Regions from separate parts of the Mus musculus genome. Here regions 2, 3, 4, 5 and 6 are each linked to region 1. A link is a loop called in an ENCODE intact Hi-C map of the cell type or tissue named here. Cell type or tissue: left cerebral cortex. All regions are shown on one strand.

Region 1 (5,000 bases):
AATCTAAAATAATGCAAAACAGTTGAAAATTTCACTATTTTATTTACAGTTTGCACGACTGTTCTATTTATCAAAGATACAGATATTTAGTAAATAAAAAAGTTTTTCCTAAAGAAAAAAACTCACTGAAACATTATTGGAAACTGAGTCCATGATTTTACTAAGCAAGTCTTCATGTAACTTTCTTATAAAACTTCAGAAAACCATTTTGCAAACTAAAACACCTACAAAGACTTTTAAGTATAGCAACTACTAGACCATTTCTATGCCTTAGTATCAACAATCACAAAATTACCACAAAATGCTCAGCCTTATGTTCTGTCAAAACAGAAAAGCACAAGTGAGGTGGAATCTATCACCTAAACGTTTAGCTTTTAACATAAAATAATTTTATACATATATACTACACACACCCCCTTTAGCAACTGCAAGAGCTTTCGTGAGCTGACAGGTGTCTTCAATCACAAATATAACTGATCTGACAGTCATAGGCAATGTTACTCCACAGTGCCCCCTAGCTCGCTTCCTAAGAAATATCAGCTTGAAAGGGACACCATCAGAATTGTCACCCTGAAGAGAATGTATAAATTGCCATCAGCGCCACTGAAGCAGCTCTGAGATACAACTTTAACTAAACTCTATCTGACAACAACTGACCACTAACTATTGCTAATAAGAAAAATCGTGTGGATGGATTTGTTATCCAACCACACAACAATGTAACCAAAAAGTTCAGACTCTCTCTGTAATGTGCTATTTTTGGCAGTCATTGAAAAGGACTCATAAATACACCCATTTAAGATACTTCCTTTTAATTTAACGTCGAGGTAAAGGTATGACATTTGGCCATAACTCTTTATAAAAACGAAACACTTTAATCATTACAAAAATGCTGGGGTCAAATTCAGCTATGCAAAAGTTTGGTAATGTCAATATACTTATCATTATAGCAATCTAGATTCATAACACTGGTAAATTTGTGAAAGGAAAAATTTTGACCTTGGTACTGATGCCCTAAAGAAGAAAGATTTAAGTGGTGTGTCAGGGATTTGTGAGGCAAAACAAAAAGTGAAGACATGTTAGACATGTCCTCCTTCTTTATGGAAATGGACATGAAGCAAAACTTTTAAGTACAACTGCTAAGAAAACAGTAAGGCTTTTAAATGCCCTTTACCTTACATAAGCGTAAGTCATCCTGGGCAGGGGGTGGGGGTGGAGGTCCTATAGTCAAAGATTAGAACGTTCTTAAGAACATAGTAGGAAAAAAACCCGAAAAGGATGAAAACTGGGGAGAGAAACTGAAAATCGGTGAAACTCAAGTGGCAATCACAAGGCAGAATAGAGTACGTCAAAACCACTAGGTTGTAGACTAAGAAATGGTTTTGTTTCGATCGTTTTTTTTCCAAGGTATTTAATTTGCACGTCTTAAAATAGAGACCCCGAGGAGAGCAGCTTGAGGCAATGGAAGGAAGAGGGTGGGCTAGGTAAGAACGCAGACTTGGGGAGAAAATATGTACAGTGCACGGAGGGAGGATGCTGGAGAGTCAATGTCAGGACGCTGTCGAGAGCTGAGTACAGTCCATCTGATGTGGCTTAAGGAATGCGTGCTCGCAGCCAGCATGCACACCTGGTAAAGGGACAACCCCAGAGAACGGTGCAGAGCTGAGATGACCATTTTTAACCAGCTCTATTGTCTGGTGTATTTGCTATACCTCCTGCAAGTGATCAAGCCAGCCAAAGAACCGTTTCAGAGACCCTGCGGGCCCAGAGAAGATGGACAGCGGCCCGTCCGCACCAGTCCGGTCCGCGTCACCCCCTCCTCGCCGGGCAGAAGAGGAGGGCTTGGTCCGGGCCGCGCTCCGCGTCCGCCGAGCCTGGGAGCTGCTGGTCCCCTTTCTCCGGCCGGCGACGTTGGTCCCCGCGCGGCCCCGGAGCACAGAGACTTCCCCTCCCACCCCACCCCCAGCCGAAAGCCGGGAAGACGCGGAACTTGTGCTCAGGAGCCGAGGCCACAGACCAGGTTCCCGGGTGGGAGAGTCGGGACGGAAGCCTGTGTGGCTTCCCGGGGACACCCCACACACACTCGACCTGCACCCCGCGGTCCCCGCAGTGCCAGGCCCGCCGTCCCCCGCCCGGGGCGCAACCGCGCCACGCTCCCGCCGAACCCCGGGGCCGCACCTCCGTCTTGGTGATCCGGTGCCGCCCCAGCTTCACCACGGCAAAGTTGCCCTTGCCCAGCGTGCCCTCGATGTCGTAGAACCCCACCCGGACTGGCCCGCGCTGCAAGTGCCTCGGGCCATCCGCCATGACCATGCTTGGCCCCCGCTGCAGGACACGGCGACGGGAACGCGAACGAACTGGCCGGCAAGAAGCGGCACGGAGCGGGCAGGAGGGCGTCGGGCGGCGCGCCTGGGCTCTGGGCGACGGCCGCGGCTCTCGCTCCGGCGCTGCTTCCCTCCCGCCCCACAGGGCCCAGCCAGGCGCGCGCCGGCGCTGACGTGAGCCGACGTCAGGGGGCCGGGGCAGGGGGCGGGGGCGGGCCTCCACCGGTCACCATGGCTACCGCAGCCGCGCCGACGTCGGGGGCGGGAGGGAGGGGCGGTGCGCGGGTCGGGCGGGCACGAGGCTTCCGGCCGCGGCGAGGCCTGAGAAGGCTGAGGAGGGCGTCGCGGCCGGGGGCGGGGTCGCCGTCCGCCCCGCCCCGCTCCTCCTGCCTTCCAGCAGAAGCGCAAGAGCGAGCCCTGGTGGGCCGTGCGGAGGATGCACTGGGCCAGTCTCCTGGAGGGTCGCCTGGCGGGCGCTCTCCGCCGGGGCAGCCCTTCCCGCCAAAACCTCTTCTTCAGCGGACTGCAGCGCTAAATTTGGAGCCCGAGGAGCACCGTGGCTGAGCAATGCATTGCTCACAGCCTCTTTTCTTTGTGTTCATTTTAGCTCCCTTGTCAGTACTAAATAAGTCTCTCCACTTTTTGACGTCTAAATTCCTACTCACAGCAGTCGGTCACTTGCAGAAAAAAAAAAAAAATGTCAGCGCTAAAGAGACCCCAGAGATGATTAAGCCCGGAATTTGGAATTGCTAATGGGCTTCGGAGTCTGGAACCTCTGAAATGTAGGTTGAGCATGTTAGTTGAGCATGTCTCTGTGGAGAGGTGACCCGGTATTATCCTAAAACGCTTTGGGAACTTGTAAACGGTTAAAAAGTATCTAATCCGATTTGTTTCCAGATGACGCAGCAGGCTGCCAGAATGAAGGGAGTTGCCAACGTCACACAGGTAATGCTAGAGTTCTAATTATAACCCATCACACCAGTCTTCCATATGGTGACCTAAGTAAACACAACATTTTAATATCTTGAAATATATTATGTGTGTCCAGACCTTGGTTCCTGGGTACCCATTGTCCATTAAAAGAAACGCAACTCGTTTGGGAGTAATGACAGCGGGGGCAAGTATAAGATGCTCTTGAAAGATCTAATATGAGTAAACCAGGGGATTCCTTGTATACAACAGGAAGAATATGTCAGAAGCCAGCTTGAAGGGGCCCACCAGTGCCAAATCTGAGCCAATCTAAGTATCAAAAACCAACAATTTTGGAAATACACTATAACACACATTACTTTTTATTTTGTGTAAGAAGTCAGAGGACAGGATGTGGGAGTTGGTTCTCACCTTCCACTCTGTGAGTCCTAGGGGTGGTTGCTGTAGGTAACTTTAGCCAATGAGCCATCTCTTAGGCCCTAGTGTTTTATTGTTTTGGGACTGTTGTTTTTTTTTTTGTTTTTGAAACATCATCTCACTATGTAGCCCTAGATAGCCTGTAACTTGCCATGTAGACTAGGCAGTCTCTTGAGTGCTGAGATTAAAGGCAGGTGTCACCATTCCCAGCCTACATTAAAATCTTAGAAGGAGCTCATACTTCATTTTGTCACTTTACTTTTTTTTTTAGACAGGTTCTCAGAAATATTGTATATGTGATAAGCCCCCTTAAATGTCTATGCCCTCCCCATCTCATTCAGGAAACTCAAACTCAGAACGGTACCCATGCTAGGCAAGTATTGTATCACTGAGCTATGTTCCCAGTCAGGATAAATGAGAAGAGGATGCATGTAAAAATTATGAAATCACCATTTTGTGGCTGTTATAGTAATAACTGGCTCAGACAAGAATTAACAATAGTTGTTAAAGTCATTGGGTAAAGTTTGGTTGGGGAATAGGGTATTTAAACAGTCTCAAAATATCTTTGGAATAAAAAAATCATTGGGAAGGATTAACAAAAGATAACAAATTATAGTGAAGAAATCTGACAGTCAATTTCCTGATAGAATGATCCTAGTTAGCAATTGGAATAAAATAACACACAGGGCCCTCTGATCTGAAGTACCCAGGACATATCTCTGAAGTGATATTACTTTAAAAGTACATATTCTGAATCTGTCACGAAGAAACAAAGCAGAAAAATGTAAACTGCACACATCTATCCCCTAATTACCCAGCATGCTTAAAGTTGCCATTGTCGTGAAAGAAAGACTGCAGAAGAATTTTAGATTTAAGGTCTTAAGAGACTTGCCACTAATGCAGCACATGGTCCTGGAAAAACATGGCACCAAGGAATACTGTCAGGGCAATAGTTGAAAATAGAATTGGATGCATATCAGATATAAGTATTCTTTCAATGTTGAACCCCTTAAAGATTTCTTTTACTTTTAGCTAAGTGTATGTGTGGGTATTTACATGCAGGTGTGCGTGCAGATGCCCATAGTGTCCCCCAAAGGGCATTAGCTCTCTATAGCTGGAGTTACAGGTGGTGTTAAGGCATCTGATGTGGGTGCTGGGAACTGAACTCAGGTCCTCTGCAGGAACAGTACTCCTTTTAAATCTGAGCCATCTCTCCAGCCCTTAATGCTAGGTTTCTTGATTCTAATCATTGTACTGTGCTATGAAAGAAGTATTCTTAAGAAACACACACTGAAGTATTTATGGATAAAAACTTGTGATGTAGGCCAT
Region 2 (5,000 bases), 50 kb after region 1:
CTGTCTGAGCCCAGAGAACAAGAAGCCCTGAAGCAAACACAGAGCTCATTTTTACTTTCTAAAGTATTTCCAAGTTGGATTTTTCCAAGTTTAGATGTCGGGAGAATGAAAAAAAAAAAAAAAAAAAAAAAAAAGAGTTCCCCTGAGGCCACATGCAGAGGAAAGGCTGTAGACACAGACTGACTAACATTCTACTTCCTGCTTTTTATTGGATATTTTTCAGGGGCGGGGTGGGGGTGCAGGTTTGGGAATTAATTATTGATGTGCAGGCCAGCCTGAGGCATCCATACAGAGGCTTTGAGAGGATTCCACAGTTTGTGTTTTTGTGATTGCCTGTGCTGCTGTATAGAGCAAGGAAAACAGAACCTAGAGGTGGGCTTTCCAAGCTCCCTGGTCAGCCCTTCATGCTGAGCAGTGAAAGCACCAGCCCTCAGATATCAGTTAGAAGCCACTGGCTGACAATCACTGAGTCTGCTGTGCAGCAGCCCCTGGGCAAAGTGCCTTCTCAGAAGGCTCAGCAGGATGAGGCCCTCAGATAAGAAGTACAGCCAGAACTTGGGGACCCAGTAGGGACTTGTGATGCTGTGCTTGCCCCTAAGACTGAGCTGGGCATTTTCATAAGCTTTCTGAATATTGTCCTTGTAAGAAATCGGAGGCCTTTGCTTCTCCTTTTGCATTCTTGCCAGGTTTTTCCTGTGTCTTAGTAATATATTTCATTTTCTACCCATCCACTCTCCTTGCTCCTCCCCATTCGGTCCGGGGAGAATTCATAGATGTCATTGGTCACAAATCCACTCTCCATACTTGCCAAAGTCACAAACCCACTTTCCGAAGGGTTCACAGCAATGTTTTCATAGTCACAAGACATGTCATCAGGCATAGCTTCCCCAGAACACACCCGGAAGGAGATGTTCTTCAGGTCTGGCCGGGGCTCAGCTAAATCAGCTTCACTTTGTTTTCTGATGACATTGTAAACATCTAGGTTGGGGCTGTTTTCTTGGCGAGGAGTGGGCCAAATGGTGTGCTGCTCCTTTGTGCTAGGGTCTGTCTGTTCTCGTTTTCTAAAAGAAGAGAACCAGGCTGAGTATTTGAGACCAGGGTCCTGAGAATGTCCCTGTTCTATTGAAGTGGATGAAGTGACCTCAGGAAGTCACCTTGCTCTGTTTCTCACCTACCTACACCAACAGGCTTTGTGAGTCAGGTAGGAGACACCCCAGGAAACTGTTCTATTCTGGTCTTCCTACACCTACCATTCACTGTCTTAGTTCTAGGACTCCTTCGGAAATGTGGGGCCAGAAAACAGTAGGAAAAAATTAGACTAAACCTAACCTAACCAAACCAAACCAAACCTTAACCAATTGAACAATAAAACAAAACTCATCTCTAAACAAAATTAGTCACATTCTACCATAAGTATAGACAATAAACAAGAGTAGGATTAATAATGTCATTGACTCTACCACCAACAGAAATCACATTCCTATACCATATCAGTTATTAGAGTTGCTTTGAAATATTTCATGCTTACCGCTACTTCAATATTATAATTATACCCACCACTAAAAATCACTAATAAAGAAACACAATTCGTTTTGGGAAATATTTTTGCTAAATTCTGTAATAGTATAACTGCTTCCTTCTTCTATCAATGCATTTTGTTTGTAACACTTAAAAGTATTGTTTAAGGATATGGGGATATAGCCAACCAAATGCAACTTGTCTGGCATGTGTGAAGCCCTGAGTTCCTAGGACCACTTAAAAATGAATATGGAAGAAAGAAAAGCAGGAAAGAAGGACAAACGGACACATGAGAGACAGACAGAGACAGATAGAGAAAGAATGTTCCCTTGTCCTGGCAAAGGGGCAAATGCATTTAAAAGTAGCAATCAAGAACCAATTGTAGATAAGTCATCGGAAAAATGTATCTGTAATTGTTTAACTCAATTCTATTTTAAATTCAAGAGAATTACCAACAAAAATGATTATAGTAATGGCCAATTCTTTTGAGTGTTTATATAAGATCTATCTATCTATCTATCTATCTATCTATCTATCTATCTATCTATCTATACACACACACACACTGCTCATACTCATAATAAACGTTTGAGGGGATTATTAAATGAAATAGGTTCTGCATTGGAATTTTACAAATGTATCTCAATGTTCATCAAAGTGAGTTCAACTCCAGGTGGACTCTGATTTTTCTGCTGTAAATGTGAGAATGCTCTCCTCCTTTAGTGTCTGCCTTGATGACAGGGAACAACAGTGTGAACAGAGAACAGTTGCATGCACTTAAAATACACCAGCACGCCATCCAGACTACATACAGAGGCTGCCTATGCTACCTAGTTTAGCTTCTTTGCAACAATACACTTTTGAAATAATTTAAAAGAAAAGTCAGTTTAAAAGAATTTGGCTGATTCATTCTGAATAAAGTGGCTTTGTGTCAGATGCTTCCCAGAATCCCTTGGAACACACAGTTTTCATGTGGCCCATTAGTCATTCCTTACTCAACAAACATTTTTGGAACGAGGACCTACATTTAGGAGAACACTTTACTGGGTGATCTGTGGGTGCACAGGAAGTGAATAACAGTGTTTTACCTTCCACTTTGCTTAAAAATCTTCCACACACACAGAGGAGAAAGCACGTAGGACTGCTAGCGTAATCACAACTCAGCACAGATGCTCAGAGAAGCATGCTGCTTGTTTGGCATGCAGACCTCGTGTCCTGCCAGAATTTACTCTCAGTTCTATAGTGGTCCTTCTCTTGGAGTTGTCATGGCCTTTAATGATGCCAGCCAGGCAACATCCTAGTGCAGAGGGAGCAAAGGTTTGCATGATGAGAGTTCTACTTGCCTTCTACAGATCCAAACCCAACATACAGCTGAAGTGACCACAAGTAGGAGGAAAAGGGGAATACTGGGAATTAGGATGTAGGCAAGATTCAAAGCAGCCTCTGAAAAAGAAAAATATCATGTATTAGCCCAGTGATCTCTCTCTCTCTCTCTCTCTCTCTCTCTCTCTCTCTCTCTCTCTCTCTCTTTCTCTCTCTCTCTCTCTCTCTCTGTGTGTGTGTGTGTGTGTGTGTGTGTGCATGTATGTTTTCAAATCAGGCTTTAAAAAGCACAATCATTAGAATATTCTAAACAGCACATTCTAGGAGATAGATGCAGTTGTCTAGTTAGCAGAGTCCCTAGTTTCAACAAATGAGCATTTTCTATCTAACCAATTAATCTAGGTGGCAATGTAAGCAAGTTTAAAGTTTAGAGTCTTGTATATATTGTAAAATCATCTTTGATAATTTCTTTTTCAAAGATCCTCCTTTTCCATGTACTTCTTAGTGAAACAGGGCTTGGTGGGGGCAGTGTAGATGTCTTTGCTTCCACAGAAATTCCCAGGCTTGGAGAGGCAAGAGGCATGAAAAAGATCAAGCCAAAAGTCCCAGGATCATTTGCAGGGAAGAGAAAGATCACATAGAGGAGACTATCAGACCTTCCCAGCACATCTGACTAAGGCCAAGTGGCATCGGCTAAATCCCTAAGTGCTGGGAAGAACATTTAAGGGGTCTTCTTTTTCCCCACTTAACTCTGTAATCTCTGAACCAGAACTGGATGTTGTTCCCTTCAGAGGCTGTGAGAGAAATCAAGGATTAGAGACTAACCCTTCTTTTTCCACTGATCCAAGGTTCCTGACCATCCAGAGAAACTTGACAACAATCAAACAAAACAAAACAAAACAAAACAAGCAAAAACAACAGACACACTCGGAAAATGGAGGATTCACTTAAAATGCCCGTCTTAAGTTATAGAAATGCCACTTATTTTGGACAGCTCTTTATTCTCTTTTAAAGATATTTTTACATATTTATATCTATTGGATAATAAAGAGTTTGGTTATCCTTCATCTCCGATCATTGGTAGAAAGGTTCTGAATTTTTTAAGATGTAAGATTGAATATAAGATTCATGTAAGAGTGAATTTTTATTCACAAACCTCTTAAACAGCACAGAATTTATGGTAAGGAGATTTCTTAGACTGGGTGCTTTTACACCAAGAAGACCCATCAGTTGATCATAGAGTGAGGCTTTGAGCTGGGTGGTACCAGGACTCTCCCTATACCACCTGACAGTGATCATCTCCTTCTTGCTTAGGTGATGAAACCTAATGAAACCTCCGAACACCACAGCCTAATGGAACTCCCTGGGTGGGTAGCACGGTGTGCTAGGAGAAGTTTATTATTTACCTTTGTAAAGCTGAGAGCACAATACTCAAAGGAACAACTTAAAAGAAGAGAGATGGACTTCAGCTCACTGTTTCAGGATGGGCTCCATGAGGTGGGCAACAACATCATGGAGGTAAGTGATTGTAGAGGAGGTGGCTGTGCACATCATGGTGAACAGGAAGCCGGGAAAAAGGAACATGCTAGGCACTGTGCATAAGCCTCAAAGGCATGCTCCCGTGGCCCACTTCCCCCAGCAAGGCTCCACCCCCTAAAATTTCCAGAATCTTCCATATAGCACTGCTACCTAGAGACCAAACATTCAATACCGAAGCATTCAGAAGATATTTTATAGTCAAATCATAACAAGGAGGTTGATAGTCCTGATTTCACTGGAAGATGATACATAAGGACTCATCTGAAACCCTTCCAGACTCTGCCCTGGCTGTGACTTTATTTGGTTGCTCTCAGCTTATATTCTAGATAGTAATGTGCATAGACACTGTATTTCTAAGTTCTGTGAGCTCTAGTGAATTACTGAACACAACAGGACTGGCAGGCACCACTCGATGTGTAGCCAGTTGAACATTAGTGCAGGTGGTCTCAGGACTTCCAGACTTGTGGTTTATGTCTGTCTGTTGTGAGAGTTGTGGAATGTGCCTTTTAAGTCATGTGCGTTCGTGTGTGTGTGTGTGTGTGTGTGTGTGTGTGTGTGTGTGTGTGTAGACTCTCAGTGTCAGAACTGAATCCCAGGAAAACATTACATTTCATTTTAAG
Region 3 (5,000 bases), 130 kb after region 1:
TGGGGTGTGTGTGCAAAAGTCACTCCTGTTCAAGAAGCAATGTGATAGTGGGAAGAACAGTACAGACAGAGGGGACCCTTCAGAAGCCGTGTACACCGCATGTTTGGAGGTGGGTAAATGAAGTGGGCAGACTGGTAGGGGAAGGTGAGAAGGGGCATTGGCTCCTCTCATTTATTTAAAATGAAATGGGAAGTCACAAGACAATTTTGAGAAGATATGGTTTTCCTATTAAAAGATCCCTCTTCTGTGATGAGACTAGACTGAAGAGAGAGGCAAGGGTGGTCTTGGGGAGGCCAATTGCTATCGAGACATCCAAACATTCAAGAGATCCAGACAAGAGATGGTGGTGGCACTAAGCGGTGGCAGGACCATTCGTTGAACAGTGGTCAGGTTCTGAGTATGTTCTGGAGGCAGAACAGGACTTTCCTAATGAGTGGGCTGTGTGGTACACAATACAAAACGAAGGTCTTGGCCTGAAAAATCTGAAGAATGGAGTTGCCATCTACCAAGATGAACATGCTTTTAGGTGGATCACATTTGGAAAGATGAAAAATTGGGTCTTGGACCTGTTTAGTGAGACTTCATACTCATGTAGGTGCATACAATTACTTAGCAATCTGATCTGATTGAGTTAGGAAACAAATATATCCACAGGACAGAACTATGATCCTCTAATTCTGAGAGGTCAGAGAGAAGAAAAAATACCGGAAAAGAGACAGGGAGGAAAAACCAGAAGCACAGGAGAAAACCAGAGGATTCTTAATACCCTGGGAGCCGAGTGAGGAAATGTAAGGAAGAAGAGAAAGTGAGCAGAAGGGTACTCACCGCTGAGGGACAGGGACAGGGAACTGAGGACTCTTCCATAGGAGTTGGCCTATGACAGAGTTCCGTGGCCAACCCAATTGGATTGAGAGGTGCCAAAGATATCATCAGCCAAGCACCACATTTGGGTATGCCGACGAGGGCAGCTCCAAAGATAAGTGTACCATAAGGCTTTGGTCAAACCAACAATTTAACTCAGTGGTAGATTCAAAATGTGAATGGATTGTTGGGAGCTGTTGGAATTGTGAAATGCTAGGTTACCTGGGGAAAGTGGGCCTTTGGAAATGTGCCTTGAAAGGTACACCTGAGCCCCCTCCTTTCCAGTTCTCCCTCCTGTGTGCCTTGAAGTGAGCAGGCTCAGCTACATGCTTTTGTTGCCATGATATGTTGCCTAGCCCTGGGTCCAAAGCAATAGATCTGCAGTGTAGTCTTCCTGTAGTATCTTTAACTATGCTTAATGAGGTTACATAGTGTAAACTATGGTAGAGTCAAAGAGACCTGCCTACTATCTTGGTGGGCTCTGTAAGAGGGGATACTGGTGATCTAGGAAGCTCTGGTATAGATAGCGGTGGATGTGGTCTGCTCTCTGGATATGGGGTGTTCACTGTTTAGTTACTACCACAATGGGAGTAGTGGCTCCTATTGGATAATTGGAGTCTCTTTAGGCACTATTGTTGCCAGCTCTACTACTTATGAAGGACTCGGTCTAGCACTGCAGCCTAAGTAGTGGTGAGGGGCCTGGAGCACCTTGTGTTTGGAGCAATTGATGATGCTGTCTCACATCACTCATGGAGAGAGACAATGGTGGGAGCCTCAGCACCATTCTGTTGTGTTCATACTCTGTCCTGACAGCAGTGTACAGTCAGACAAGATGTAGGGGTTGGGCAGCAGTGGGAAATCTATAGGTAGGGTGGCAGCTGGAACTATGGTATTCCTTTCTGCTGCTGCTGGATGCCTGGTATTAATGCGTTCTTGGCAATGGGATTATGGGAAAGTTTTCCTGCCCCCCCCCCCCCCTTTTGATCTGTGTTTGCTGCTGGCAAGGATGTGATTAGAGCTGCGCTCACCTGCTCTGCACTACTCTTCCAGGCAGCGCCAGAGGGCTACTTAGACCCCCTCTCACACTCTTGCTAAGATGGCGAGGCCATCAGTGTAAACCACAGTATTGCTTCCCTGCTTAGCAGTAGCAGGATCTGGAAGGGTGGGAGATACTTGTTCTCAGGTCTACACTGGCACATGCTCACTTGTAGCTGGTTATGTCTTGGACCTTAGATGCTGAGTGCTCTGATATGGTTCTGGATTGGGGACACCTCCATTTCCCCGTGTCACACCACTGCCCCCTACAGTGCAGTGTCCCCAAACCACACAGCTTCCCTCTGATTGTCATTGTAACACTGTGATCTGTGCTTCAGCTCTTTCCTCTTGAAATAAGAAAGTCTGTAATTTATTTTGGATTTTACAGAAGCCTGCAGTCAAGAGATTTTGGTTTTTAAAGAGATCTGAGACTTTTTAAATTATTGAAAAAAAATGTAAAGACTATGAGGCCTTTTAAAGTTGCACTGTACTTTATGACTTGAGTATGAGATATGGAGGGCAAGCAAGAAAGGAACTGTTATGGTTCACAGGGTCTTATCTATGTGCCAAGTTGACAAGGGATGGACTTATGGTTAATTTTGGTTATCAGCTTGACACACCCGAGAAAAGAGAATTGCTTGCGTGAGAGTGGGCCCGTGAGCACATCTGTGAGACATGTTCTTGATCACTAGCTGATAGAAGAGTGCTCAGGCCACTGTGGGCCATGCCATCCCTGGGCAGGCAGGCCTGAGATGCACGAGAAAGGTGAGTCTGAATGCAAACCAATAAGAAGCATCTCCCTGTGGGCTCTGTTTGCACTCTCTAGGCTCCTGCCTTAGTTTTCCTTGACAAAGGACTATACAATATAAGCCAAACTTTCCTGGGTTGCTTTGACCATGGTGCTTGATATAGCAACAGAAGCCAAATGTGTCCAAATTGGGGCTACTGTGCAAATTTCAGATTACCAAAGCAGTTAGATCGCAGTGTAGTCCCCCTGTAGCATAGTGCAGGGTAGGCTGCTGGTCTATGAGAGCCATGACACTCTCCAGTAGTTACAGTTGCCCACATCAGCACTGATAAGAGTTGGTGAGGCTCCCCATCCTGTGGGGCCAGGGTAGCAGATGCCTGGCCTCAAGCCTCTCCTGTTCCCAGACTCTCTGTTGCTTCAAGGTTGTGCTCACCTTAAAAGGTAACTATGTATCTATTTCTTTGATTCTTTGTGGAGGAGGAGATGGATTCTAGGAGCTTCTATTTAGCTCTCCTGTATCTCCAGGATCTTTTTTTTTAATTCTTAAAAGGATTATGAGATAATATTTTCATAAAGGTCCTTAATGATAGCTTATTATTAAGGCCACAGTCAAGTTTGCATAGAAAACAGCACATTATATTTGGATAAGTGTGGGGTAATTTTACACTTTCATTTAGTCTCTGAGTCATAATGAGGTTACAATAGACTTCCGCTTATTTCTTGATAATAGGGGTGGCAACTCAAGCCAATGTTGGAAATAACTGAATGGGCCATGTATCAAGTCCTCTTTCTTTGTGAAGGAGTTGTTTTTTTTTAACAAGATAAAGTTAGTTACCTCTTCTGATGACTCTCTTGCCAAGCAAGGCTCAGGTTTCTTCTCAATGAGTTTAGAGAGGAGATCTCTTTCTCTTTCAGAGACTGGCTGCTCTTTTAACAGAATAGCACTTAGGTTTTTATCAAACTTATTGTCCCAGGGAACTGCTGACATTTGCAATGTAGTAGTGAATGCCTCCTTGAAGTACACTCTCAGCCCCTGGTTAAGGAAGAGAAAAGACAGATCAATGTGACTTGGGAGTAATAGTTATTAAAGCTTTCAAATAATGGTTGAAAGGAAAATGGGGCTTGAGACCATCTTTACCTGCTGTCTCCCTAACAATTGCGGTGAGTTTTATGCACCAACAGTGTTGTCACAAAGCCATGGTGTTGTTCTCAGAGCTAGTCTACATCTCAATTGAAACATGCATGATGCCATATGCTATCCTAGGAAGTCTGACCAGGAAAAGCCTTTCCCCAGATAGTGGGAACCAAAGGTCACTGATGGGTCTCTAATAGAGCCAACATATTGCAAAGCATACAGCATTTATTATTCTGGGGAATGATGACCAAGTCACAGAGAAAGAAAATCTCAGTATATGTCATAAGTACCTTATAGAACAACTCCAGAAACCTGGGGTTGGAGTCCTGGTTAAAGTCCCCCGTAGCAATGTGAGCCAGGCAGTGGATCAAGAGCAGAACAAAACTCCCCACAGATGCCAAGCACTCTTTCTCAACAAACAGGGTGCTTTCAGTGCTCTGAGTGAGAAAGATGCCCAAGTAGAGACATGTCAACTTCAGGAAAACTTCCACAACTCAGGAAAAGTTTACTTAAAATAAGACGCCTTGGATTTAATGATAATTTACTGAAAGGAAACATCAGAGATGAAGAAAAAAATGTGTCTTAGTTCAACTGTGGAAAAATAATTTAGTCCACTTTAATTTTAAAAAAAAAGAGTTATTTATTTATTTTGTGTATATGAGTACACTGTAGCTGTTTTCAGATGTACAGAAGAGAGCTTTGGACCTCATTACAGATGGCCGGGAGCCACTTTGTGGTTGCTGGAAATTGAACTCAGGACCTCTTAACTGCTGAGTCATCTCTCCAGCCCCTTTCTCTCAATTTCTTACTTCTTCTTGTTTTGCATTCTCTCTCTCTCTCTCTCTCTCTCTCTCTCTCTCTCTCTCTCTCTCTCTCTCTCTCTGTGTGTGTGTGTGTGTGTGTGTGTGTGTGTGTGTCTGTGTGTGTGTGTGTAAGTCACAACTTGAGGGAGTTGGTTCTCCTCTTCTGGGAATCAACATGCAGTTTATCTGGCTTGGTGGCAAGTATCCTTATCCACTGAGCCATCTCAAGAGCCCAACTCTTAAGGTTTTTATTTTCCATCTTACAGAAAACAGACTATTAGAAATTCAGAGCCAAGTGGCTTGTCTGTCTCTTCTTGGATTATCTAAGATGGTTTCCCTTATGCAAGGCCTCTCCAGCTTCAGTTGAATAGGGATTGCAAGAGAGGTGGTATTATTGTGAGAGCCCATTCCAGGATTT
Region 4 (5,000 bases), 160 kb before region 1:
GTCTGGCTTAGCAAACCTGTCCTGTAGGTGTGGGGAGCCATTAGGTCCTCCCTGTCCCCTGTCCTTTGTAGAAGATGTCCAACCGCAACCTGGGTTTGTATTCACACATTCAGGCCAGATATTAAGTGGCAAATAATATTTAAAGCTGAGATCTGCCCTGGGTCTCCCAGCTGTGGAATTCCACCTAGACCTGAAATTCAAACAAACTTAAACAGACACATGTGAGCAACGGAAGGAGGGAAACTCAGAGAGGGGATGTGAGGGTGTGGAGGGGGAGTGCAAGGACACGGGACATTTCCTGTTGGAGCTTTCTAACCTGAATAGTGTGTGTGTAAACGAGCAACTTGGGTGTAAGTGGCCATTTCACTTGAGTGTGTGGGTATTTTTTTATCTTGAAATCTAAGTGCATCTTGAAGTATCTTTAAAATCAAGGAAAGTGGGGAGGGACTTTTGTTTGCTTTTGCTTTTGTTTGCAATTTCTTACATGCAGGTAAGAAGCATAAACTAGGTAACTTTTTGATGGGCCTTAGAGCAAGCCGAAGGGAGAAGATTCAGGCAGATTTCCTCACCGTGGGGCTCCTCAGGGACCTGCCTAACCGGGTCCAGACAGCACCTGCGGTGAGAAGGGCCCCATCTACATTTATAGAACTGGAGCAACTGGCCCCCTGACCTTCAACCTTCGGCCAGTCATTTAACCAGCCAGTCATTTGCATTGCCAAATGAGAAGAGTGGGGCCTCTCCATTTATTTACCGACTGTTTTAGAAGCCTTGTGCCCAGCCCTGGAGAAAACATAACCAGTAAAGCAGCCATAGCTGGCCAGAACTGCGCAGTCCTCTCTCGGGCGTGTCAGAGTTAGTGGCCTGGGTGAGCACAGGCCCCATCATCCTTAGAAAGCTCTGGATGGTTTTTCTAGTGTGAACCCAGAATTCAGCACCACTGCCCTTGATAAAGCCCAGGTAAGCCTCACACTGAAGACCACAGCTAATGTGGAAGGCAGAGTGCTAATGCTCTTTTCTAATTGGCAACCCCTAGTCTTTAGCCCTTATCTGGGCCTCTCCCTTCTCTAGGCCTTACCTGCTCTGTCTTCTATGCCCTCTGGGATCCTTTTTTTTTTTTTTTCTGGACAACAGTTGACTAATGTGACACTGATACATACTAATGGATGCTGCTTGTCTCCTGTAAGGTTCATTCTTTCCACTTAACACTTCTAGAAAAAAAACAACAACATTTGGTCATCTATGGATTTATGTATTAGATAGGAAAAGAAAGTGTGAGTAGGCAGACTCCACCTACCCCAGGGCTTGGCCCTGCTTTCTCCTTCAGGCAAGGCCCTGCGTGAGCAAGACCGTTGGGGTGAGATGTGTGCAGGGACTGAGCGTCTTCCCTTCTCAGGCTCAGCCTGGAGCCAGCTTTGTTTGGTTGTCAGGCACAGTTACCTTTCCTGTGGAGCTGGGAAGACCTCACTTCCTTGTCTTGCTACAGGTTGCAGACATTCTTTTTGCAGCTGCTGCTAGCTCCCTCAGTCTCGAGAGCAAAGGTTAATCCCATTTTGCCAGGAGTGACCTGAAGTGTGTCCACTCAACCACCAAGAAGACACCACGTACCACTCTGCATGCCACCTCTTTCTTGTCTATAACAGCGTGCCTCTAAGTTTCCCTGGAATAGCCTGTAGGGTGTTTCCATTCTCTTTCCAGAGAGATACAGTGTGCCTTAGTAGGCCATTTAGAAGAGAATCTTAGAAACTTTCCAGATCCTGCCTGGTCCCATTTTCTTGGGCTTCTATATTTGCAACGTCACGCTTGTGATGACTGGTATTCAACAATGAGTGTCTCTGTGTGTGCATGTGGTACCGAGATTAAAGGTGTGGCAACACCTTTGCTTCAGTTTTATCCTTCTGAGGGCTTACTTACACAGTCCTGTCTATGTAGCCATCATGGAGACTCAATTGTGTCCAGCAGAGGGCGCCCTTTCACTTAAAATCGCAGAGTTCCTTTTCCTCCAGGAACTTAGTTGATTTGGTGGTTGCTGTATTCCCAGCATGTGTTGAAATATCCAAGCTGAGTGCTTTGAGATGTGTCCTTATATTGCCTCGTGCATTTCTACAGATGCAGATGTTTACTGTGTAGATGAATTGCCCACTACACCTCCGATTCGATTCCCTAGTTGGTAGGCAATCTTGTAAGTTGCTACTTCTCTGTTAGTTTCAATTATATTTGTTATGTCCTTGATTGTATTTGTAGGTAATAAAAGACAGTGTTCTTGAAGAGGGAGGTCTCTTAAGGGGCAATGACCTGATACCTGCCCACTTTTAAGCATGGACATAGAGCAAACCTTTCCACATACACACTCCTAACCCTACCACTGTTGGCTTGCTGATACTGGCACGGGCAGTCTGGAGGATATATGAATATCCTGAGTTCTCGCCTTCTGGTGCCGACATGTCGTTTACAGCACAGTAGCTCAGTGCTTAGCAGGGTGTGAGCTTTGTGCAGTAAGAGGCCTTAGAACACTTTTGATGATAACTCCTCACGCCTAGCACACAACGCAAAAAGCAAACATTTGCAGAAGGAAGTAGTAGTCACATTTTAAACGTGCAGGTGACTGTATAGGCAGATTCAGGACTTGAATAGAGTCAGCTGTGCCAGATACGGAATGAGGATCCGCTCCTTCAGGTGTGCCACCTGATATTTGTTTTAGCTTAACCCCAGAGAGACTGTATGGATTGAGGCTGGTGTTTTCTGTGTGGTTTGGGGAAGGGTTTTTTGTTTGATTGGTTTTTTTTAGACCCCTCTAGATTGAGTTTGTGGGAAAACATCTGAAGACTAGCTGATGGTAAAGCCTGGGATTGTAGCTCAGTTCAGAGCCCTCGCAGTCCCTGACCACTGCCTCTTTCCTTGTGGATGGGGAAGCGGATACTCATAGACTCCATCCCCCTCGGCCATTCCTCCGTTTGTCCCTCCCCTTGGAATCCAACTCGGGATGTCAGCTATGGTAGACAGCGCTCGGCTGCTGGGCTCCTCCCCAGCCAGTGCGTCAGGACCTGCTCGAAGTCTGCTATCCTTCACCTCCTTTGGGATGCTAGGATGGAGAGCCCGGAAGAGTAGATGAGCAAAAGAAAGATCTAGTCAAGGCCAGTACGCTTTTGTTTGTAAGCCACTTTAATCCCCTTCAGTAACCCCAGCCTGGAGTTTGCAGACAGCACCCTCAGCCTTTGTTGGGGGCTTTCCTAGAGCACGCGGACCCCAGCTAAATCGAATCTCATAGTCAGATCAGAGCAGGAGCAGACTTCCTGAAGTCCTAGAAATTAGTATACATTTTGGTCTGTGGTTACAAGTCTCAGCTATATTTCTGCCAAGTTATGAGAGGCATGTGCAGGGGAGCTTGGCACAGGTCCTTTTTTATGACTGGCGACTCTCCTAACAGTTCCCCGAGCAGCTCTGAAAAGGAAGTAAGAAGGAACATCACCCGGGGGTGGGGCAGGAGGGTGGCATCAGGCAAGAGCACCCTGGAGAGCAGGAACATGTGAGAGTAAGTCTCGCTTTTGTGAGGTCAAATCTCTGGTTGGGAACAATAGTGCAGGTTGCTGAGGGTCGCTGCTTAAGCTGACTGGGCCTACTATCAGTTGTGATAAGACGCTTCTAAGATAAGAGTGGGGAAGGAAAGCTAGGCTCTACCCCGTGGGCACAGTGGAACTGAGCAGAGAATAGCTGGGCATGTATGGATGCCATAGGTGAGGCCAGCTCAGGGAGGCTGCAGTACAGTGATGGAGCCCCAAATGTATGTAACAGTCTTTATGTTTCACATTCTAAAAGCTTAGCTGCAGTGAGTCTAGTGACAAAAGGGGGGGGGCATTATCTGAAATACAGAAAAATGGATGATATTTGAATAAGATCTAGAGAGAGACAGAGAGGGAATGTGTATGTGTGTATAATATCACTGACTGGCTTCAAACTTGTAGAGACCCTCGTGTGCCCATTCTTTCTGAGTGAGTGCTAAGGTGAAAGGGGAACGCAGTGACTTGTTTTTCCTTAAGATAAGGTTGGCTGGAACTCTTTTTTAAAAAAGAATTATTTATTTTATGTATATGAGTACACTGCAGCTGTCTTCAGACTCACCAGAAGAGGGCATGGATCCCATTACAGACGGTAGTGAGCCACCATGTGGTTGCTGGGACTTGAACTCAGGACCTCTGGACAGGCAGTCGGTGCCCTGGCTGGAACTTGACCTTCCTATTTCTACCCTCCGAGTGCTGCTCTGTAGGTGCTCGCTGCCGTACCCTGCTCTGAGCATCCTATGAATGTAATCTTCTGAACAACCACACAAAGTAAAGCAGACAGACTATAGATACACAAACCAAGACTCAGAGAGAGTAATTTGCCCTGCACCATACAGCTGGCTGTGGTAGAAATGGCATCGCAGCCCTACAGTGTCCCTGGCTCCCAGAATGTCCTCTCAGTGGTCATAGGTAGTACCCCAAACCTGACCTAACTAGGCCAGTTCTTTTATTCTTCTTACCAAGAATTCAAGTGGTGTTTTACTCTAGACACCCAGGGGATGAGGGGCAGAAGAACAGCTGCCACGCTCCTGAGTCCTGAAACCGTCCCATCGCTGGGTGCCCTCAGCTAAGTCCTCTGCTCACTGTTGGAGTACTGCAGTCTAGAGAAGGTGGGGAGGGGGACTTGCCATGAAGAGAAAAGAGGGAAAGAAGGTGAAAAGATCGATATGAAACTGAGGGGAAGATATTCGCATTCCTTAGGATGAGACAGTGTTCCTGTAACACAAGCGTAAGCCACCACCAGAGCCACCATGGAAAATGCTATGTTGTAATGAATTAAGCATGGACATGGGAGTCAGTTTACAGAGTCACCCTGCTAAATGAAGGTACAGATCTGTTTATCCATAGGTCTCATATCCACAGATCCAAATGAGAGTTTACTGACCACGGACAGACTTCTTTCCTTGTCATTATGCCTAAATAGATAGTTACAGCATTGACTGT
Region 5 (5,000 bases), 140 kb after region 1:
AATTTTAGGTTGCTGACATAACTCCCATGAGCTGCCTTAAGGAGGTGGTTTTTGCTGCAGGAGTTTCTTCCTGGAGAGAATTCGTTGCTGAGCCTCCTCCTGGCCACCTTGACCTCCATGGCTTCTGGGGAGATTTCTAGAAACAGACCTACCTGAAGATGGGGAACAAGGAGGTGTAGGACAGAGAGGCCATACTGGTAAACCACAAATTCCCAGGCAGAAAGCTTTGAGGGTTGCATAGTTTCCAGCTCTTCCTGCATTGTCTCAGCCTTCAGGAGATTCTTCAGAGAGTTTCTTGGTCCTGCAGATATCAACACAAAGCGGTAATAATGTCATTGTTTTCCTTCATATGGTAATGATACGTCAACAACAACAAAACATGACAATTCAACTTAGAAAAATGTTCACTTCATCCATCCGTCCATCTGTCCATCTGTGTATCCTCCAGTGAAGCCTGTGCCCATCCACAGGGAAGAATGTGCCCCAGTCAATAGGAACAGAAGACCTAGAGGGAGGCATGGGGAAGTTGGCAGTCGTTTTCTCTATTTTAATGCTTGGATCACTAGATGTGCCATACTCAGAATTGTGTCTGGCAGACAGAAAACACTTAGTAATGTTGGATGTATTCAGATTTTTGCTCATCTATAAAACTCTCTCTCTAATGGGTTTTTACATAATTGCTCTAAGTGGGTATATGTCTAAAAGGGACTTTAGACACTTGTCTTATTCCCAAGAGGACTGGGGCAGCGCCATGGAATGAGGAGAGCAGAGCTAGCTGTAGGAGGACCTTGTCCATGTGCAGGCTGTGTATGGCCCTGAGAGAGTCACATGCTTCTGAGTATTGGTTCTCTCAGTTATATAAGAAATGAGCAGTAGAATCAGAGTTAGGTTTTCTGGGGCAAACACGACAATACAGAAGCTTCAGTTTTCTTACCTATAATGTGACTATTAAAAAAACACCTATTTTTCCAGGTTATAAATGAGTTACCATAGGTTTAGAACAGTACATGGCATTGTAAAATACCCCTCATTGGCGAAGTGATCTGGGTGCCCCTTTTCTGGGGAAAAATACTCTTTTCTTTTGTTCTCCTGTTTTTAATCCTCGTGTCTTATTACATTTCTCATAAAGTCCAATTTACTATGTCGGTTGCATACCAAGGTTGATACTCAGTGTTGGATTGGAAGGTAGACTACCTTTAGGAACTGTCCTCTAAGAAATGACTAGTTATAGCTCAACAGCACTTTGAAAAATCCCTTGGGGGTCAGAGTAGGGTGGAGGCAGGGAGGTGAGGGTGACTGGCGAGGCGGCATTCATATTCCTCAGATTCTCTGTTATGAGGCTTGGAGTTTGTGCTATCATTACCTAGAGTACATTATAATAATCTTTGAGGGAAAGGAGCTTACCTGGTCTGAGGTGCATTCGTCCTTGTAGTTCAGCCATTTCCCTGGGGTCTTGGGGCCAGGTATCTATTTTCTTCATGATGGAGAGTAATGGTGGCATCTCGGTATGGTCAACTTTGTCTGCATCTGAATATGAGCGAATGAGAACATAGCAATGTAGGCAAAGCAAACGAAGATCCCAAGAGCCAGGCTTGGTTGTTCAGGCCTGTACTCTCAGCTGCTTGGGGAGGCAGAGACCGGAGGATCACAAGTGCAAAGCCTGCCTGGGCTGCAGAGTGAGTTTAAGGCCACAGTCTGTGCAATTTAGTAAAACCTTGTCTTCAAATAAAAGATGGGGTGGGGGGCAGGGGAGCACGCTGGAGATGTACTTCAGTGGTAGGGTACTTGTCTAACATGTGCAAGCTCCTAGGTTAATCCCCAGTACAGCTAGCTAGCTTCTCTTCCTCCCTCTCTCCCTCCTCTCCTGTAACCCTTCTCTCTGCCAAATATGGCATTATGTATGACAGGCAGCTTTTAAGATGGCCCCAGTGATCTCTCTCAACATGTGTTAACTCTGGTGTGATCCCCCCCCCCCCAATTGAGTGTGGGCTGGGTCTAGTGACTCATTTCAACTGAATAAAATAGGGCAAGTGATGGAATGTCACTTTTGGGATGAATGCACAAGAATCTATAAAAGCCCCCCATCTTGCTGGCTTTCACTTACTGGCTTTATTCGCTCAGAGGGAAGCAGCTGCAAGCAGAGCTTTGCACTACCAAGACTCTGTGGTTAATAGCTTTGACCTGGGGAAGATCTGCCAGCAACCTCAAGGGTGAGTGTGGAGGTGAATCTTGCCTAGGTCAAGCCTTGAGATGTTGTCACCCTGGCCAGTACCTACACTGCAGCCTGCATGAGACCCTGAGCCAGAGTCACCCGGTAAACCTTATCCAGATTCTGACTCAGAAGTTAAAAGGAGATTTTTTTTTAAAGCTTTGATATGATGGAGTAGTTATTAACAAACTATAGCAGTAATAGATAACTTATATATCATGTTTCTCTGTATCTTTTCTAAGCAATATATTGTGGCCTGCTGCGTGGTTCCTGAAGCCCTAATTACGGTATTACGAGTATCTGAGCATAGTCTGGGCTGTCAGAAGAAAAGGAAGGTGGGCAAGTGACTGGCCTGACCTGCTCCTGGCCTCTGATCTTCCAGCTCTAGATGACAACCTCGATCCTCTATGAGCATTGCAGTGATGCCTTTCAGGAAAGGGACCAACAGGGGGCAGTCAGCAGCCTGCTTCCCAAGAGAAGCGGTGACTGTTCCATAGAATCTCTCTCCAGGGTAATTCTCCAAACACACAGGAGTTCCCGAGACCTTAAGCTAGGGTGAAAGCAAGAGCTGAATTTCATGCTTAGATCCCCCAACTTCATAAATCCACAGTTCCCATCAAAGATAGAAACTCAGAACTCTTTGGCCATGTCTCGAGGACCAGTACCTGGATATGCAAGAGCTGGAGACGGCTGAGCTCCCGCTGGTACTGAAGTTGACCAAGAGCCCTGCCCAGGAAGTTCTGTCTGTCCCTCACCACCTCCTGAAACCCATCAGAGAGATGCTGTACTACCTAGAACAGAGGAAACATAATGCTACATTTAAATGGTCCTTTTTCACTCTTTCTGCTTGCTCTTCTTCATCTATCCAGCGTTCTTTGGCCCCACCAGTCCCTGAAAATTAAATGTCCCTGAAGGACCTTACAATGGTGTAGAGTGTCCTTATCCCATGGGACCCTCTTGCCAGCCTCAGGCCTTACCTTCCTCTGATGACTGCAGACTTGCGGGCTCTGATCCTGACTCTGCTGTAAGCACACCTCCTTCTCCTGGCCTTGTAACCTGAGGGACTCTTTCCTGAGTTTTTCTGAGGCCTGCCCTAACATGTGAAGGACCTTCCGCATGCCCAGCACCACGTGAGACTCTTCTTCCCACTCCTTTCTGTCTGCTGCAAAGGGCAAAGAGAGAGGCCACATGGCAACAGCTACCAGCATGGGAGGAGGAAGAAAAGACAGCAGTTTTGATTTGAGCCAGGGAACCTGCCAGGTGTGAGCCAAGGCCTAGTGGGGACCTGGGAGGGATGTGCACATTCATGTGGTGGAGGGAATTCTTGTGCTCCCTGGCAGTGGTGCATAAAAGCACTACTAGTAGGGCTTGTTACCCACCTTGAGAAAGCAAGTGCCGTTCTGGGCTGCTGAGCATGCTCAGGGCTCTAGCTCGTCGTTCTGTCTCCTGAAGGCAGCAGGCCTCTAGGGCTGTACAAGCCTCCTCAGCAGCCCTCAGCTACATTGGACAGAAAGTACCAAGGGCTGAGCCCTGATGAGAACGTAGGGCTCTAAGCCGGCCCACTTCATGCCAGCCTCCCTTCTACCTCCACACAGCTGAGAGACTTAGGGATAACTGAGATCTAGAACCTGGTGAGTTTGGGGACTATGGTGGTTTATGAGAATAACACCTCATTGACCCATATATTGGAATATTTGGTCCCCACTTGGCAGAACTGTTTGGGAAGGATTAAGGGGTGTGTCATGTGGCTTTGAGGTTTCAAAAGACCCATGCCATTCCCAGTGTGCTCTCTGTGCCTCCAACTTGCAGATCAAATTGTGAGCTCTCTTCTTTTCCTTCCCCCATGCCTTTGCTCTGCCACCATGGACTCTAACCCTCTGAAACCATAAGCCCAAGTAAGCATTTTATTTTATAAGTCACCTTAATCATGGTGTTTTGTCACAGCAATAGAAAAGATAACTGAGATAGCGACTTTCTGCCCTGAGATGGATTCCTTTCTTGTGGCCAGTAGGGAAACAAGGGCTGTGGACATTAAAAGGACTTGTATGGTTTCTGAAGGAGTGGGGACAGTGGGATGGTACCTTAGGCCTTACCTCCAGCCTGGCTTCATGGCCTGGGTGGAAACGGAGCTCCTGGCTCAGGTGCCACAAGTGTTCTGCCAGGCACTGTTCTTCCTGCTCCTGGAGCTGCCAGTACTGCCGGCGGGCCCTTAGCTCCTGCTCCATGAGGCTCTGCTGCAATGTCAGACTGTTGAGGCCAAACATCTGCAGGCCCCATGACCTGCAGGGCTCCTCAGTATGCCCTGACACTTGGTGGAGCAGTTGACTTGGTTGGAGATGGGAAAACAACCCCATAGCTCTTTTCAGCTCCCCAGTCTCTCCTCCCATCTGACATCTAGCCTCTGTAGGGTCCCCGAGCGTCTGCCCCAACATTTCTCTTGGGAAAGCAAGGGGAGGATGGTCAGGATGGCTGAGAATAGCTACCAACTCCAGCCCCTATCTGGCTCCTTCATACAGATCTAAGAGATGGTGGTGTTGGGACTCAAATTTAATTTTCCTGGTTTCTATCACAAAAGCGTTCAATACATATCCATCTTTGTGTCTGAAGCTGTAACTGGGCTTAGAATGTATGCTAAGACACTAAATCACTTTTATTTTGATGGAAATCTGCCAATTGCTGAGTTACCGCGGCAACCTCCTGACAGGGCTTCCTGCTCTGGCCTGGCTCTGTTCCATTCATGCTTTGCACAGGTGCCAGAGGGAAATTTCTAGAATGCTGATTATATATAGGC
Region 6 (5,000 bases), 140 kb after region 1:
TAAACTCACTCTGTAGACCAGGCTGGCCTCAAACTCACAAGAGATCCACCTGCTTCTGCCTCCCCACTGCTGGAGTAAAGGCGTGCGCCACCCGAATCCAGCAGAAGTCATGGGTGAGGTGAAGGAGCAGGTGTTTACTGCTTTGCTCTGATCAAGGACAGAGCCATGCTGTGTGTGCATTCATTCTTGAGGTCCCCAGGGAGCATCGCCCTATCTCTGAAGCCCAAAATAAAGTTAGGGCTGGGAAGTGGGCCAGGGTCCTACCAGCATTAGAGTCAGCAATGGGGATCAGCCCTGAGCTCAGCAGATCATATCCCAGGTGTCCAGCCTCAGGCAGCACATGCCCAGTGTCAGGGTGGATAAAGTAGCCAGGGGGTACGGGCCCTATGTGGCCACTTGCTGGGAGTATCATCGTACAGTTGGGTCCAGGGACCATCAACTTGGTGACAGGATTCACAATGATGTCATCAGTACCCTCTTGAGGACCTGCTGGGGCTGCAGGAAAGCAAAGGCTGCCTGCTGGGCCTCTCCCGAGGTGACTGGGGAGGCTAGGAGTCTTGGCTGGAGACAGGAAGAAGTTAGCAGGAACTTTATCCCAACCTCCCAAGGATGATGCTCCCAAGAATGGTGCTCCCCAGGGTAGTGCTCCCCAGGATAGAGACTTTTTAATTTTTTTTTTTTTTGAGTTGAGCACAGAGCATCACCATTGCAATGTCCAGTATCCTCAGATTACAGGCTAGGTAAAGGTCCTTTGGGGGAAAGTTTTGTGGGTACTGAGGTGGGGCTGAGAACTTCTAGAACTTGCTCTGCCTTTAACGGATATCTTTTCAAGGCAAACCCAGCATTTTCCAAACCTGACTGTTCACATTTATCTGCTAGGCTTTTATTTTCAAGAAGTGTCATATGGTTTGCAAATCTGTCATTTGTGATGCCTTCCTTCCTCATCCTCCCTGTTTCTGAGCTCCCCTCATCTTTTGTGTGGGGCCATTGAACAGGAACTCCCTCCTGTTCCCAGGGTTCCTCGCGTCCTTCCCCTTCCACTTCTGCCTCTGCAGGTGTTTTAGGGGAAGGACTTAGGTCTTTGAGGTGCCTAACGTCCTGAATGCAGGGATTTAGTTTCAACATACGGACTAAGTTCCCATAGGTCCTTGATGAGGCCATCAGTGCTTACCTGCCTGTAGCAGCTCCGCCCCTGTTCCAGTGTCCAGGAAACCCCAAGCCTTCAAGCGGTGACCTTCTTGCAGCATGGCCTGGGACAAGCGGCCCAGCAGAGTGTCCAGCCGAGAATCCACCCTGCAGAGACACATATGGCATGCCGGTCAGAGTGCAGAGACAATGAGAGATGGAAAAAGGACACTTAACGTCGCTACTGCTGGAACTCTGTGAAGCCATCCATACTCTCTTTCCCTGGTTTGCATTCCACCCTCTGATTCAGGCTAACCAGGTACATACTCTCCAGGGCTTTGCCCAGGCTGTGGGGACGTCTCTGGGCTAGAGCTTGCAGATGCCTTCAGCAGCCACCGAGCTTCCATCAACGCTGAGTAGAAAGAGGCCCACTGGTCCTGCCTGGCACAGAGGTCTTGGTGAAGGAGCTCCAGTTGGTGAGCAAGGCTTGCTGCATACTCGCCCACCAGGCTTCGCCTCTGCCTAGACTCTTCCTCTGCAGCCATGGCAACTGCCTTAGCGGCCTGGGTCAAAGACACATTGCCCCTTTTACCTGTAGGGCTCCAAGCACCAGGGCTGGTGGGGTGGGGACGGGGGGCGGGGGCAGGGAGGAGGGACGGGGTGGGGAGGGGACAGGGCTTGGGGACTGTGAGAGGGCACAGAGGCTGGGTGGGAAGGTGCAAATTCAAAGTCCAACCTCTTGTTGCTTTCTCTGGATTAGAATCTGGTTAGTGGAAGCTGAGGTGCCACGCTGAGCACCCCACAGCTGCCGGAGAGAACCAGCTTCATTCAGAAGTTTGCGGTAGAGGACTTTGAGCTGAGAGAGAGGAATTAGTCAGTCTTGACTACCACCCAAGAGCCACCAGCTTTTTACTGTAAGCTTAGAGCGCCCTCTACTGCCAATATCTGGAGAGATGGCAGAGAACCGGCTTCTGAGGACACTTGGAAGAAATGGATAAAACTGGCAAGAATAAAGTTCTCCCCTCAAGTCAATGCTGGGGATCAAACCTCATGCATACAACACGCCAGGCGGATGCTGTCACTGAGATATATCTCCAGCTCCTGGCCAGTTTGGATACTTAGACTTCTAATGTATTGACTTATTTCCAATGTCTGTCACTGAAGACCAGGGATAGGAATCTAAGGCCTATTTGGCTTTGCCTGCCTGCCTGCCTGCCTGCCTGCCTGCCTGCCTGCCTGCCTGCCTGCCTCCCTCCCTCCCTCCCTCCCTCCCTCCCTCCCTCCCTCCCTCCCTCCCTCCCTCCCTTCCTTGTCAATTAGTCTATACGTTTCTTAATATCAGTCCTAATTAATCTGAAATTTTCTATCTTTCCTTTGCCCCGGAGTTCTTTAGGCTCCATCCCACGTCCCATTCATCCCCCCTCCCCCATTGCATCCACTTCCAGCCCTGCTTGTCTCTGCTGGCCATGAACAGAAGCACCTTTTGGGCCTTCCAGTTACCTCCTTGTTGATTTGGCTGAGACTGGCCGTCACTGTCAGAGACTGCCGATGCAGTATCCCAAAGAAGACCTCTGTGTCAAACCATTCTAGGTCTACCTGGTCCTCCCAGGTCCCACCTGTGCGAGGGATGGGCGTATGATTAGCGTCCCCACACGCAGATCTAGACACACCTTCAACGTATCTTCTTCCAGGTTCTCAGCAGATTCAGTCTGTCTCCTAAAGGCATGATGCTTGCATGGACCACAAGTGTTTCTGAGAAACTTGACCGGAATGCAGAACGCTGTGCCTGACCCCTGCCTTGTGGAGTCAGAAGACCATGGACCTCCCTCCCCACTGCTGCAAAGCCTTATGCATACTGAAGTTCTAGAGGCACAACTTAAACCCAACCCTGCTCTCTGACTGAACTTTGAGTGGCAACAGTTGGAAGGGGAGCTTCAGCAGGATGTACAATACGATCTGCAATTTGCCCCTCGGTGGTGGAACAACATAACTTGTAAGAATATAACACACCCTCCATGCTGACAGTAAAGAAAGCACTGAGTACGCAGAGACATGGAGGCAGCCTGGGTCCAACTAGCCTTCTCTCCAAGAAAAGACCCAGTCGACTATCTCACACCCACATTTGCATATCTCTGGCCTCTGTCTTATAGTCTATAAACTGTCCTGGTGGATAGAAATTAGATTCTTTCTCTGATTGGGCCAACCTAAAAATAAATTGGTTTCTTTCACCAACCTGTTTCCTAATTTCTTTTGGAATCCCGAGAATCTAGGGTCGTTGGTTCCGGATCTGTGTGTCAGTCAACAGTGGCCTGCCCCATTTCTTAATCTGAGTTCTCTGCGCATGGTTGTACTACTTTTTTACTTGACAAATTTGTGGTCAGATGTCTCTTTCCAACTCTACACTGTATTCCTAGTGCCTAGCAACATCTGTATACAGCAGCCGCTTAATAAATGCTCTCTGGGAAAACAAGTGGATGAATGATGTCTTCTAGGCAGCAGACTGAGCAAAGAGTAACCCAGGAAGTTGAAGCATGGCAGAACCTGCCAGTTGGATTTGGGGCCCTTGGAATCTAATCCCAGATTGTCACTCACCATGACTCCCTTCAGCTCTGAGGACCTCGCAGTCTCGGGGTGATTGGCCTCTCCTCACTAATATCATACCAGTCCTTGGGGACATGTAGACATCAAGATTATATCTTTGCTGGTGAGTCCTGAAGATGGGGTGTGGAGCAGCCTTCCGAGCCCAGCTGAGGCTCTTACACTGAATCTAAGGGCACACACACCGCGGGGAAAGGCAGGAAGGAGGAAGCTGAGCGGTATCCTTTCTGGAGAAGTTCCCCTCTTGGCTTGGGGGTATCTCATCTCCTTTGCTTTTACCCCATGAAAGGCCCTGTTCGATGTAGCTGCCTCTTTAACCCTTCCCTGCCCTTAGGCTGTTGTGTATTATAAACTAAAGTCTTCTCAGGAGCTCTCATTCGCTCAGTATCCTCATCTGCTGCCTAGAAAACAAGCCTTCCTTAGTCTTTTTGGCCACAGCAGAGCTAGAAAGATGAGCTGTTCTAGCCTTATCTTTGGCTGCAGAGGCAGAGGCTCCAGCCACAGCCACTTGGTCCCCAGAGCCAAAGACTGGTGTTTTGTGTCTTTGAAACATTGCTGCTAATGCTGTCATCTCTTGATATCCACAGGGACTCGTTCCAGGACTTCCCGTGGGTACCAAAACCCACAGATGCTCAAGTCTTTGGTATTAGCTGGCATGTTATTTGTTTACAACTCACCCACACCCTGTGATGTATTTCAGATCATCTATACTTATGTATATTACCCAATGCAATGTAAATACTTTGTAAATAGTTGCCCTGATGTATTGTTTAGAGAATAATGGTGAGAAAAAAATCTGTGCTTTTTCGGTATAAATGCAATTCATTGTGTGTGTGTGTGTGTGTGTGTGTGTGTGTGTGTAGGTTAATGCATCTTTTTGTCTATGCATGTGGAGGCTAGAGTCAACGCCACGTGTTGCTCCTCAGTTGCCATCCACTTGTTTTGTGAGGCAAGGTCTCTAACTGGGACCTGGGGCTTGCTGACTCGACTAGGGGTGCTGGCCAACAAGCCCCAGGGGTATCTTCATCTTCATCTCCTCAAAGCTGGGGTTACAGGCATGTGCTGCTGTGCTCAGTTTTACATGCGTGCTGGGGATCAGGTTCAGGTCTTCATGCTTGCAAGGTAAACACTTCACCTACTCACCTATCTTCCCAGCCTCTCCTGAATGCTTTGGCTGGTAGTTGATTGGATTTATAAGATACTTCTTTCTCTGGACTTTCTAACCCCCTTATTAGCACAGGGACCGTGCGTGCTCTTCTGTGTCTATCTCAGGGATT

The links. Hi-C counts contacts between places; a loop is a spot of excess contacts. Peaks named below come from ENCODE experiments on the same cell type or tissue, not always from the same donor. Only the 100,000 strongest peaks of a DNase experiment are listed, where the experiment ranks them.
Region 2: a loop joins it to region 1, with 7 times the contacts of the local background. A loop is called at or near these places in 5 of 42 quality-filtered maps.
Region 3: a loop joins it to region 1, with 2.7 times the contacts of the local background. A loop is called at or near these places in 6 of 42 quality-filtered maps.
Region 4: a loop joins it to region 1, with 7 times the contacts of the local background. A loop is called at or near these places in 37 of 42 quality-filtered maps.
Region 5: it touches region 1 in a loop (2.5-fold over the local background); 14 of 42 quality-filtered maps call a loop at or near these places.
Region 6: it touches region 1 in a loop (3-fold over the local background); 11 of 42 quality-filtered maps call a loop at or near these places.

What each region holds. Positions count from the first base shown.
Region 1 is chr9:51,006,563-51,011,562 of GRCm38, forward strand. It overlaps Sik2 (salt inducible kinase 2), which reads right to left and starts at 2,511. Exons shown (of 16, transcript NM_178710.3): 1 at 2,179-2,511. The coding sequence starts at 2,313. In left cerebral cortex, CTCF peaks have their summits at 515 and 2,772; DNase peaks (open chromatin) are centred at 528, 1,733, 2,585, 2,698 and 1 more place; H3K4me3 peaks cover 2,526 bases; H3K27ac peaks cover 1,705 bases.
Region 2 is chr9:51,056,596-51,061,595 of GRCm38, forward strand. It overlaps Layn (layilin), which reads right to left. Exons shown (of 8, transcript NM_001033534.1): 7 at 2,862-2,961; 8 at 185-1,061. The coding sequence ends at 701. Gm32681 (a long non-coding RNA gene) reads left to right here. Exons shown (of 3, transcript XR_870735.2): 2 at 4,156-4,359. Among named protein-coding and RNA genes, the nearest start is that of Gm32681, 13 kb to the left of the region's middle. In left cerebral cortex, no CTCF peak of the experiment used is centred here; a DNase peak (open chromatin) is centred at 2,594.
Region 3 is chr9:51,135,085-51,140,084 of GRCm38, forward strand. It overlaps Gm32742, which reads right to left. Exons shown (of 31, transcript XM_017313740.1): 29 at 4,070-4,216; 30 at 3,480-3,677. Among named protein-coding and RNA genes, the nearest start is that of Btg4, 22 kb to the left of the region's middle. In left cerebral cortex, a CTCF peak has its summit at 2,169 (motif pointing left); a DNase peak (open chromatin) is centred at 2,151.
Region 4 is chr9:50,847,477-50,852,476 of GRCm38, forward strand. No RefSeq gene overlaps it. Among named protein-coding and RNA genes, the nearest start is that of Ppp2r1b, 6.9 kb to the right of the region's middle. In left cerebral cortex, CTCF peaks have their summits at 1,953 (motif pointing right) and 4,116 (motif pointing right); DNase peaks (open chromatin) are centred at 1,966, 2,452, 3,057 and 3,418.
Region 5 is chr9:51,141,767-51,146,766 of GRCm38, forward strand. It overlaps Gm32742, which reads right to left. Exons shown (of 31, transcript XM_017313740.1): 21 at 4,303-4,443; 22 at 3,589-3,706; 23 at 3,187-3,371; 24 at 2,875-3,000; 25 at 2,567-2,759; 26 at 1,405-1,527; 27 at 153-301. Among named protein-coding and RNA genes, the nearest start is that of Gm32742, 25 kb to the right of the region's middle. In left cerebral cortex, a CTCF peak has its summit at 2,649 (motif pointing right); a DNase peak (open chromatin) is centred at 4,937.
Region 6 is chr9:51,150,542-51,155,541 of GRCm38, forward strand. Gm32742 reads right to left here. Exons shown (of 31, transcript XM_017313740.1): 11 at 3,718-3,892; 12 at 2,626-2,741; 13 at 1,862-1,981; 14 at 1,453-1,688; 15 at 1,172-1,293; 16 at 265-495. Among named protein-coding and RNA genes, the nearest start is that of Gm32742, 16 kb to the right of the region's middle. In left cerebral cortex, a CTCF peak has its summit at 2,060 (motif pointing left); a DNase peak (open chromatin) is centred at 2,054.